Regions from separate parts of the Homo sapiens genome. Here region 1 is linked to region 2. The links are chromatin contacts, found by Hi-C in ENCODE. All regions are on one chromosome and are shown on one strand. The core of a region is the stretch at or near the end of the contact, and the rest is flanking DNA. Distances in the headings are between cores, read along the strand shown.

Region 1 (5,869 bases), core at 629-3,128, 1.3 Mb before region 2:
ACTCGGTGCACACCCACAAAAGACCACACTGAGGCACGGCCACGTTATGACTTTTGAGGACCCTGGGCACTTTTGCTTCATGGGCCTCTTCCTCTATAAAAAAATATCAAAAAGCATATTTTATGATTGTGTTGGTTTAATGATGAACATATTAATAGTATATATTAAAACAACTTCTGCTTAAAAGTTTGTTTTTCTTATTTTAAGATAAAGCAAAAACATTTTGTTGTGGGCCCCAGGCAGTGTGCCTATGCCGCCTAATGAATATGTCAGCTCTGCGCCAAGACATGCAAGTAGGAGACAAGAAAGGGACCCAGCTAGGAGGGGGGTCCAACCTCAGCTGACCTGGGACATTTACTTCACCTCTCTGTGCCTCAGTTTCCTCATCTGGGGACAATAATAGTATCTACTTTGTAGAACTGATGAGAGGATTAAAATAAGATTACATATATATATGTACCTTGATTAGAATGGTGCCTGGCATAAAAAAAAATCCCTATGAAAGTGGTAGTTGTGGCTGGGCACAGTGGCACACGCCTGTAATCCCAGCACTTTGGGAGGCTGAGGTGGGTGGATCACTTGAGGTCAGGAGTTCAAGACCAGCCTGGCCAACATGGTGAAACCCTGTCTCTACTAAAAATACAAAAGAATTAGGCATGGTGGTGCATGCCTGCAATCCCAGCTATTCAGGAGGCTGAGGGAGGAGAATCGCTTGAACCTGAGAGGCAGAGGTTGCAGTGAGCTGAGATTGCGCCTCTGCACTCCAGCCTAGGTGACAAAGTGAAACTCCGTCTCGAAAAAAAAAGTGGTAGTTGTCATGCATGTTATTGTTGGTTATTGTGTTTCCTAGCCACTGTACGCCTCTATGCTCTTAACTGTTGCTGTGCAAGAAAAGTGGAGCTTCTTGCTTTTGGGGACGCCTTGCTTAGACTTCCTGGAGCAGATGTAGCTATTTTAAAGCTGCTTATTAGTATAACTTTATTTTCGTAAAATTCCTTGGCAGGCTTGCCCATGACGAATCCCCGAGGAAACCCAAGAGCTACCAGAAATATGGTGGCCTCTTCTTGACCTTCCGTGGGCGTCAATCAGGTTGCGGTTGGAAGGGAGATGAGTCACAGGCCTGTAATCTGCCACCTGCTTTTCTCCTTCTGCTTAGCAGGTGTCAGAGCTCAGGGAATTTAGTGGGAGGCTTTGAGGCCTTTTAAAATGCATAGGCTTCTGGGATAAATTAATTTCTTAATCCCTTAACAGTCACACAAGAGGAAGGTCTGGCAGCTGGGTTTTTCAGAGGGGACAGGAACAAATGTCTGTCAGGGGTTTTACATACATTATCTTGTTTAATCTGGACAACAACCCCATATGTGGGGATTACTCTCCCCATTTTATAAACAAACAAATGGAGGCTCAAAGGATTGGTGACCTGCCTGGAGGTCACAGCTACTCCTTTTTACTGCCCCAGAATGATAGGACCTACTAGAGGATCAAGGGCAGAGAAAAAGGAAAAAGGGAAGCCAGCCCGCCTGGGTCTGTCTTGGCCAAGGTTCATCAACTGAAATTCTTGGTGCCTCAGTTTCCCCAAGAGGAGAGGAAAGTTGGCCCAGGGATCTCATACATTCTGCTATTCTTACCCCACTCTCTGCCTAGTCAGAGCAGATGACTGATTCCTTTCCCAGCTGCTATGGCCTGAATGTTTATGTCCCTGACAAATGTGTATGTTGCAATCCTAACCCGCAATGGGATGGTACTAGGAAGTGGGCCTTTGGAAGGTGATGAGATCCTGAGGGTGGAGCCCTCACCAGTGGGATTAGTGCTCTTAGAAAAGAGGCCCTAGAGAGCTGCCTTGCCCCACCCACTATGTGAGGTTACAGTGAGAAGGCACCGTCTATGAACAGAAAGTGGGCCCTCAGCACACATGGAAACTGTTGGCACCTTGATCTTACTTCCGGCCCCTGGAAACATGAGAAATACGTTTCCATTGTCTATAAACTGCCCAATCTATGGTGTTTTGTGTGAAAGCCAGAACTGACTAAGACACTGTCCACCTTCTCCATAGCATTTCTCTAGTTCCTGGGAAGGACACCCACTGGCCATGCCTCCCCTCCCTGACCCCAAGACTAACAGAGCACCTTTGGGGGCAGGTGTGCAAGAAATCTTTGTAATGAGTTAAGCTCTTGTTGCTGCACTGGAAAACAGGTGACTCCATCAAAACAGCAAACTCCCAGGTAGTCATGGCAACAAAGTTGCAATGCCTTGTTCAGAATTCCACTCACACCCAGACACACACACATGCCAAAATAGTGCAGAGGGAGGGCCACACTAGGACTTTTGAGGATCCTGGGCACCTCTGCCTTCATGGGCCTCTTCCTCTATAAAAATGACAGAGGAGCTATTTTGTGTCCTGATTCTCCTTGCCTGCTCTTATATTTGTAGGACAAAAAAGTTGGCAGCTGCAGGGCCTGTCTCCTTTGTGAATGTAAATGGCTTAGTCACTGGTGGGCCCTCTTTAGTCAACGGCCCTCTCCACTACTTCCTGCTCTTTTCTCCTTGGGAAAATTAGGGACTCAGGAAATGGAGTCAGATTTATGTGAGTGGGAAAATTGCACCATCTGAGGAAGCGCTGTGCCAGAGGGAGCCAGAGAGGGCAGCACATCACATCCCTGGGGCCAACCTCCCACCTGGCATCAAGGAAGAACAGTCCTACCTCCGAAGGCGGGTCTCATGCTGAAGTCGTGCTCGTCCACTCTGAGAAGCTGCTGAGGCTTTCCCTTCCGGATCTTGGTCACATCAAGGTTCTTCTTATATAAGTGACTGTGAAGACAAGCAAGAAACTATTTTCCATCGGCTCTTCAATGCATTGAGTGAGATGATTTGGGCTATTACTCCCTGCAAGATCTACCTGTTAGGTACCTTTTCTCCATTCTACTTCTTGGCCCAGGGGAGAAGGAGGGCTGAAGGACCCTCCACACACACGCCAGATCCTCACAGGTAGACTGACCTGAGGACCAGGTTCTTCTGGAGCCTTCTGAAAGTGGATGCCCTCCTGGGCAGGACAACATTCTACCTTGGTAAAGGCTATAATTGGATGAAAATGGTTGGATTGGCTGCTAGCTAGACTAATAAAGAAGAAAAGGGAGAAGATCAAAATAAACACAATTAGAAATGAGAAAGGGGGCTAGGTGCAGTGGCTCACACCTGTAATCCCAGCACTTTGGGAAGCTGAGGTGGGCAGATTGCTTGAGGTCATGAGTTTGAGACCAGCCTAGCCAACATGGTGAAACCCCATTTCTACTAAAAATACAAAAATTAGCTGGGCATGGTGGCACACACCTGTAGTCCCAGCTACTCAGGAGGCTAGGGCACAAGAATCACTTGAACCAAGGAGACGCAGGTTGCAGTGAGTGGAGATTGCGCCACCCGGGTGATAGAGTGAGACTCTGTCGCAAAAAAAAACAAAAAGAAATGACAAAGGGGATGTTACCACTGACCCCACAGAAATACAAATAACCATCAGAGACTACCATGAACAACTCTGTGTACACAAACTAGAAAACCTAGAAGAGATGGATAAATTCCTGGACACATACACACCCCAAACCAAATAGTGAACCAGGAAGAAATTGATTCCTTGAATAGACCAATAATGAGCTCCGAAGTTGAAGTTGAATCAATAATAAATAGCGTACCAACCAAAAAAAAAAAAAAAAAAAAAGGCCCAGGACCTGATATATTCACAGCCAAATTCTACCAGATGTACAAAGAACTGGTACCATTCCTACTAAAACTATTCCAAAAAATTGAGGAGGCGGGACTCCTCCCCAGTTCATTCTATGAGGCCAGCATCATCCTGATACCAAAACCTGGCAGAAACACACACACACACAAAAGAAAGCTTTAGGCCAATATCCTTGATGAACATTGAGGCAAACAATCCTCAACAAAATATTTGCAAACCAAATCCAGCAGCCCACCAAAAAGTGAATCCACCACAATCAAGTAGGCTTCAATCCCAGGATGCAAGTTTGGTTTAACATACGCAAATCAATAAATGTGATTCATCACATAAAACTAAAGACAAAAGCCACATTATTATCTCAATGGATGCACAAGAGGCTTTCGATAAAATTCAACACTCCTTATTAAAAACTCTTAATAAACTAGGTATTAAAGAAACACACTTCAATACATATGTGACAAACCCATAGCCAACGTCATACTAAATGGGCAAATGCTGGAAACATTCCCCTTGAAAACCAGCACAAGACAAGGGTGCCCTCTCTCACCACTCCTATTCAACATAGTATTGTAAGTCCTGGCCAGGGCAATCAAGAAAGAACAAAATGAAGGGCATCCAAATAGGAAGAGAGGAAGTCAAACTATTCTTGTTTGCAGATGATGTGATTCTGTATCTAGAAAACCCCATAGTTTTGGCCCAAAAGCTCCTTCAGGTGATAAACAACTTCAGCAAAGTTTTGGGATACAAGATCAATGTAAAAAATCACTGGCATTCCTATATGCCAACAATGGTCAAGCCTAGAGCCAAATCAGGAATGAAATCCCATTCATGATTGCCACAAAAAGAATAAAATGCCTAGGAATACAGCTAACCAGGGAGGTGAAAGATCTCTACAATGAGAATTGCAAAAACACCACTCAAAGAAATCAGAGATGTCAGCAGCCAGCCCAGCCCGCCTGCCCGTCCGCAGCCGCCTGCCAGACACGCCCAGTATGAGGGAGATCCTGCACATTCAGGCCGGCCAGTGCGGCAACTAGATCGGGGCCAAGTTCTGGGAAGTCATCAGTGATGAGCATGGCATAGACCCCAGCGGCAACTACGTGGGGAACTCGGACTTGGAGCTGGAGCAGATCAGCATCTACTACAACGAGGCCTCTTCTCATAAGTATGTGCCTCGGGCCATTCGTCGACCTGGAGCCCGGGACCATGGACAGTGTCGGCTCGGGGCCTTTTGGACATTTTTTCAGGCCTGACAATTTAATCTTTGGTCAGAGTGGGGCCGGCAATAACTGGGCCAGGGGTCACTACACGGAGGGTGCGGAGCTGGTGGATTCCCTCCTGGATGTGCGGAAGAAGTGTGAGAACTGCGACGGTCTGTAGGGTTTCCAGCTGACCCTCTCGCTGGGCGGGGGCACAAGCTCGGGTATGGGCACGCTGCTCATCAGCAAGATGCATGAGGAGTATCCCAACTGCATCATGAACACCTTCAGCGTAGTGCCCTCGCCCAAGGTGTCACTGTGGTGGAGCCCTACAACCCCATGCTGTCCATCCACCAGCTGGTGGAGAATACAGATGAGACCTACTGCATCAACAAGGAGGCGCTCTAGGACATCTGCGTCAGCACCCTCAGGCTGGCCACGCCCACCTACGGGGACCTCAGCCACCTGACATTGGCCACCATGAGCAGGATCACTACCTCCTTGTGCTTCCCGGGCCAGCTCAATGCGGACCTGCACAAGCTGGTGGTGAACATGGGTGCCCTTCCCCTGCCTGCACTTCTTCATGCCAGGCATGAAGCCCGGGCAGCCAGCATTACCGGGCCCTGACCGTGCCCGAGCTCACCCCTCAGATGTTTGATGCCAAGAACATGATGGCTGCCCGCGACCGGCACCACGGCTGCTACCTGGCAGTGGCCACCGTGTTCCGGGGCTGCCTGTCCATGAAGGAGGTGGACGAGCAGATGCTGTCCATCCAGAGCAAGAACAGCAGCTACTTCGTGGAGTGGATCCCCAACAACATGAAGGTGGACGTGTGTGACATCCCACCCCCCAGCCTCAAGATGTCTTCCACCCTCATCAGCAACAGCACGGGCATCCAGGAGCTGTTCAAGCATCTCAGAGCAGTTCACGGACATGT
Region 2 (6,105 bases), core at 1,706-4,205:
TCTTAATTTAGAAGGTAATATTCTCATACAATATAAAATATTGGAAGCAACATAAAATAGTTTTTGTTTCTGGTCATCTTCCTCTGTTTATCTTACAATTGAACTGGAAGTGTAATCTAAGTTGACAAATAGCTAATAAGTGTTCATGGTTCACCCTGGATTGTGTAACACTGGTTTAATGTATGCAAATGAAGAAGATGATGGAAATTATGTAATGCTTTCAATATCAGAAAGGTCCAAATTCAATCTTTAATGCAAAAATGAACTAAGTATTAAACATGAAAGGGAATAAAACAAACAAAAAACCCAAATGACTGCCTGATATTAGAAACAAATTTTCATCTAAAAACAAAAACCTACTCCCAGAAATTTCCTAAACACACACACACCCACATACACACAAAGATTGAAACATTATCTAAACTGAGAGAAGGGTCTTGGAAACACAGAAACCTAACCAGAAGCGAAATAGCTTTAGGGGAAGAACATCAAAATGATAACTACCTCCTTAGTAATTTGTTTTTCCCTGAATCAAGAATGTAAAAAGCTTTAGAAAGTAGCATTCAAAAACTAAGGTTGTAAGAACCAAATGAAGTAAGTTTGTGAAAGCATTTAGTAGACCATAAAGCACAAGTTATTATTATATAACAATTTGTAGTCTACAAGCATAGCAATTCACCACAGAGCAGACGTAAACGCTTATTTAAAAACTGCAATTCTTGTATACTGACTCACTGAATTTTTATTCTTAAAAAAGAATATTAGCCATGAAAGCTGCATCAACTATCCACTTCTGGAAAAGGAATTTATCATAGCCTCAATGTAAAAAAAAAGAAACTAAAAACATTTCCCCCTCTTTTCAAAATACAGGTCTTCTTTTAGCCATATGACCTTAAAGCAGGTCACATTTCCTCTCTGGAACTAGGTTTCCTAATATGTGTCAGGCCCTGTGGTAGGTGTTTTGCATATAATGTCTACTAAGATCTGTTATGCAGATAAAATGAAACAGAATTTATTAGCCCTTTCTTAGAGTAAACTAAAATTCAAAGGGGTTAGGAAACTTGCCCCAAATCACACAGCTAATAAATGGCATATCTGATACACTGAACTTTCCTCTAACTCCAAAGACCTTGCTCTTTCCACCATATTATCTTGTAAAATGAGGATATTCTCAATAATCTCTAAAGTTACTTTATGTGATAAAACATATATAATTCAGTAATCCATTACTCTTCCAAAACATGCACAGGAAAAAAAATTTATTTGTTGAACGTTATCTCACTACTTTGAACTTGCTGACACTTAAAAATAATTTTAGAATTTTAAAGTAGACATAACTCGTTGACAATCTATAATATTTCACTAGGTTTTTCATGGACTATATAACGCAAAGTGCTTAATAAATTTAAAAAATGGCAAATAAATGGTAAGAGATAGTATTTTCAACCAAAGTTTTTAACAAGTTCTAAAGTGTCTTTAAAAAATATATATGCAGTTTTTACTTTTCTAAATTTTATAGTCATTAGAACCCAATTTACCTGTTAATTTGAAAAACGACGCTTTAAAGTCACTTTGAAATATCTTGTTCTAAAATAAATTACTGCAGAATAAAGAAAGGATATGGGTTTTCTGATAGCGATTTCTAGTCTAATATTATATTCTGATTGTCACCGAAATCATTCGTTATCTCTTCAGAATATGCTACTTGAAACATCTTTTGATCGTAGACCAGTCTATGTTACTTATGGTGAAATTCACCTACATTAGCCCAACTGAAAGCCGAGCATTTAAACATTACGAGTATTGCTGTGCGGTATCGGAGAAATTGAGAACCATTCGGTGCTAAGGGAAACACTTTATTAGACTTGATGATCTACTAATTTAACAAGCATTTATTGAGCATCCCCTACATGCCAGGTACTGAAGTAGAAGTCGAATATAATACAATCTTTGGCCATTAAGAACATTACGTCCGGCCGGGCCCGGTGGCTCACGCCTGTAATCCCAGCACTTTGGGAGGCCGAGGCGGGTGGATCATGAGGTCAGGAGATCGAGACCATCCTGGCTAACAAGGTGAAACCCCGTCTCTACTAAAAATACAAAAAATTAGCCAGGCGCGGTGGCGGGCGCCTGTAGTCCCAGCTACTCGGGAGGCTGAGGCAGGAGAATGGCGTGAACCCGGGAAGCGGAGCTTGCAGTGAGCCGAGATTGCGCCACTGCAGTCCGCAGTCCGGCCTGGGCGACAGAGCGAGACTCCGTCTCAAAAAAAAAAAAAAAAAAAAAAGAACATTACGTCCAGCGGACTGAAACTCCAGAACGGCTACGATCTTCGCTGAAACTACTACTTACAGATACGAGAACTGGTGGACCACACTATCTCACCAGTTCATTCTCCTGTTTATCACCGGAATATCAAATCCAAAATCAAGAGTACCCAAGAGAGGAAAAAAGGCAGCTACTCCCGAGCAGTTGAGCTCAGAGAGTAACCCCCACTCCCACGTTACTGAGGGCTGTGGGGTCTCCCGGGTGGACCCCGCAGGGTCCCGCGAATTAGAGGGGCCCCGGGAGGCACCTTCAGAGCCGGCACCAGGCAGAGGCGGGGGCGGGGCAGGCCGGGACCGGCGTCTCCATGCCGGGCCTCGCTCACCTCTTCCACCTCGATCTCCTTGTAGTCGATCTCTTCAAAGTTGAGGACCTGGGAAGGGGCTTCGATCATCTCACCGGCCGAAGACGAGGAGGAGGAGGAGGCGGCAGAGGCTGTAGACATGATCCCTCGCGGCGCCCGGTGGGGCCGGGAACGGTGCCACCCGGACAATCCGGGTGAGACCCGCGCCCACCCGCCTCCGGACCGACCCTCAGCCTGGAGCCGCGCAGTCCTACTACCCGGCGATCCGTGGCGGGGGTAGAGGCAGCGGCCACAGCCGTGTCCGGCTCTGGCTCCGCTGCGTTTTCCGCCGACGGGCCCCGCCCACTACACTTCCGGTTCCGGGCTGAAATCGGAAACAGGAGGAGGGCCGTAAACTCCGGGGTAGGGGAGGGGAGAATTTTGTGACTTGGAAAGAAAAGGAGGGACAGGTTGGGGGTGGGGTGGAGTAAGCTAAGAAGCAAACTTGGACCTCTAGAACAAATTTCGCGAGACCTTTATTACAGGGCCTCAGCAACCGGATGATACCGCGAGAGAGGACGCCTGACGTAATTAAAGTGCGCGAACGGAAGTGGCGCGGAACATGACGGAAAATCAGTACGGTTGGTCCCTTAAGGACCAGCGGGAAAGATAAAAGCTGGGGTTTAGTCTGTGCTGCGTGAAATATGTCTTGGCCTCACTTCCTGTCCTCTGAGCTGCCTGCAGCCGGGCGAGGTGGTGTTGAACTGTGTTTTTTGTGACGAAGCTTACTTTTAAGTTTCATCCCTAAACTAAGTTGACCTGTTTCTTTAAGACGGCTTGCAAAATGTGTTTTCCTCAATGTGGGATATGGAAAGAAGCAGTTGCTCCTGTTATTTTGAGCTAGTACCTGACGCTATGAGAAATTCTAAAAGAGCGAATCAGATCATGCAACATGAATAACTATGGAGGCTGAGTGATCAAGAACAGAAGTTAATATTTTGGTGTTACAAACTTTCCACGGATTAGGTGAATAAGATATTTATAATTTGGTGTGTTCATCTCAAGTTATGGATTACGAGTGCGGGGCACTAGTGCTTTAGATTGGTAAATGAATCATCAACAGTCGCCTTGAAAATCGAATATTTTTGTCACCATTTTCAGGACATGAGAAAACACGCTGAGAGTTTAAAGCAATTATGGTCCTCACAAACTAGATCATTCTGTCCCCAAGATGGTCAGTATTGCTCATGTTGTACTACCAGCACAAGTTTTAGTTTTAAACTAACTGTTGAATTTTATATAGTCCGTTTGACATAAAGCCTAACTGTGGAATTATGTTAAACACATTTGGGATTGCAAATAGATCATTGGATTTGACCATCAAGAAGTTACAAACTCCTGGGAAACATTCTGTCACTTTTTATTCGTAGTTCTAGTGACACGCAGTGACAGTTTGATGAGTGGATAAAAAAATGAAAGAAACGATAATTTCTTTTCACTGTACACTCTCTCTTTGCATGCTCTTACCCAAGGTCTCTGTTTCTCATACTATTTTTATAATGATGACTCCTAATCTCCAAATACTCAAGATTTTTCCTGAATTCTGGACCTATTGGTCATCTCTACTTAGACAAACACCTAAACTTCAAGATACCACAGCAAATTCAAAAGTTGTCACCCACCACAAATATATTCCTATGTTATTTTCCTATGTCACTTAAGGATGCCATCACCCAGTTGGTTGTCCAAGTGAGAAATCAGGGCATGTGAAATGATGCGTGGTGCACTGATACCCAGTAGAAGCTGATATAATCAGTGGGACAGTCATTTTCACCTGTCATTCCCCTTGCATTTCCAAACAAGGATGGTCACTTCTTACCTTGTGCTATAACTCTGCAGGTCTATATCCGATTTCCTTTTAACACCTTGATCTTGCTGCCAGGTGGGAACTCAATAAATACTTAGATATTCTGTACAAATGAATAGCTTTTGTCAGTCCTCCCTTTCCCTGGAGTGTAAGATATGTTTCCTGTACCTTCAGTTTAGGACTGGAATCTTGACAAAGGACTAATTAATTACCACAGCCATGATGCAGTTCTCCTGCTTGATTTTTCCCCCCAAAATTTTGTTACAAAAATGTCAAATATAGAGAAAAGTTGAAAGAATTTATGGTGAACACCTATATGCCCACCACCAGGATTCTACCTTTAACATTTTACTATACTTGCTTTATCATAATATACATATGTGCATCTCATCTCTCCATCCATATTTACATCCATCTACCATTTTGCTAGATGCATTTCAAAGTGAATTGATTACATGATTTTGAATATCTTCTACCCCAACACTTCTATGTTTTATCCACTGATTTGGACTTCTAATATTGATGCCAGTCTAAAATCAATTTTTGTCCAACTTGCTTGCAGATTACTTTTTTCTTTTTTGTCTGCCTGCGCCTTTTCCCTAGCTTCTAGTAATAGATGGAAAGTTTCATCAGTGTTTATGTCTCTGGGTTCAGTCATTCCCAAGGTCCAATCCATCTCTTACATTCTGTGATTTGGTTATGTGAGCTAGTAAATTACCATTTCATTTAAGCTGGTCCAAGTTGTATTTTTGTCACTTGTAACCAAATAATCCTAAGTAATAAAGTTTAAATGCAGAGGAATGATGGAGGGGAGCTGAACCTCTCTCAGTTCACTTCAATTTTGACTTTGCATTTCCTTTAACTTTCATGAATTAAGGATAGAAACTTGACCTCAGAATTTCATGTCAACTTCAGTCACCAGTCTGTGTGTCTCCACACGTTTCCGGATACATATCAAAACTATTTAAGTAAATTCCTTGAAGTCCCTCCGAGTTTGAGCACCCTCCACCATTCTCCCTCATGTCAGCACCCTAATAACTACTCTCTAACTTCCAACTCTGTCTTCAATTTTGGCCCTTTTATACTCTCCAGGGGTTGAGAGGACAAGGGTTTCAAAATCCATTTCCCACCACCTCTTTGCTTGTTCTAAATGAGATTCTGATCTTATTTGGCTCATTTTGGGTGTAGGGATATCTGGGACCTATTTTAATGGAGGCTTAGCAGAAACTGGGACTAAAGTAACACCACTTTAATGTTCTGGGTCATATATATGTCAGACAAGTGTTCCATATTTCCATCATAGGCTTGATGATAACATCAATAATTGAGTTTCCATTATTCTCTTCTGCCTTTTGTGGTATTTGCTATATTCTACAATAGTGTTTTTCAATCTTTTTTTTCATTATTGTTCTTTTAAGGAGCCTTTTTAGACATCTTAATGCCCCTCCTCAAAGTTTTAATACCTCAGATACACTGTATATCTATTTATGTATTGTATGTATATTTGTGCTTTCTATGTAAAAAGAGTAAGATTTTTTCTCTCTCCAGTTTTTGCCCCCTGTGGAGGTGTTATTGCCTCCATTGAGAATGCATGTACTAGCAGTTTCATTTTTCACATGACACATCACAAAGT

What was found. Hi-C counts contacts between places; a loop is a spot of excess contacts on that map. Pooled maps may share reads with other maps.
Region 1: a loop to region 2 is called in a map of naive thymus-derived CD4-positive, alpha-beta T cell, with 6 times the contacts of the local background. The contact joins the enhancer-like site here to the promoter of MAP3K7 in region 2. A Hi-C loop is called at or near these places in 1 of 168 maps with a recorded cell type or tissue (naive thymus-derived CD4-positive, alpha-beta T cell), 1 of 37 single-sample maps with no recorded cell type and 7 of 50 pooled maps.

The regions. Positions count from the first base shown.
Region 1 is chr6:89,297,058-89,302,926 of GRCh38, forward strand. GABRR2 (gamma-aminobutyric acid type A receptor subunit rho2) reads right to left here. Exons shown (of 9, transcript NM_002043.5): 2 at 2,702-2,808. It also overlaps the pseudogene TUBB3P1. Among named protein-coding and RNA genes, the nearest start is that of GABRR2, 15 kb to the right of the region's middle. RefSeq lists enhancers at 272-1,471, 857-1,166, 1,593-1,662. Within about 2 kb of position 1,879, at least 17 of the 41 ENCODE cell types and tissues checked have a DNase peak (open chromatin) inside an H3K27ac peak, as active enhancers do.
Region 2 is chr6:90,584,117-90,590,221 of GRCh38, forward strand. MAP3K7 (mitogen-activated protein kinase kinase kinase 7) reads right to left here and starts at 2,956. Exons shown (of 17, transcript NM_145331.3): 1 at 2,648-2,956. The coding sequence starts at 2,767. LOC124901363 (a long non-coding RNA gene) reads left to right here and starts at 2,678. Exons shown (of 2, transcript XR_007059680.1): 1 at 2,678-3,839. RefSeq lists silencers at 2,776-2,895, 2,892-3,088.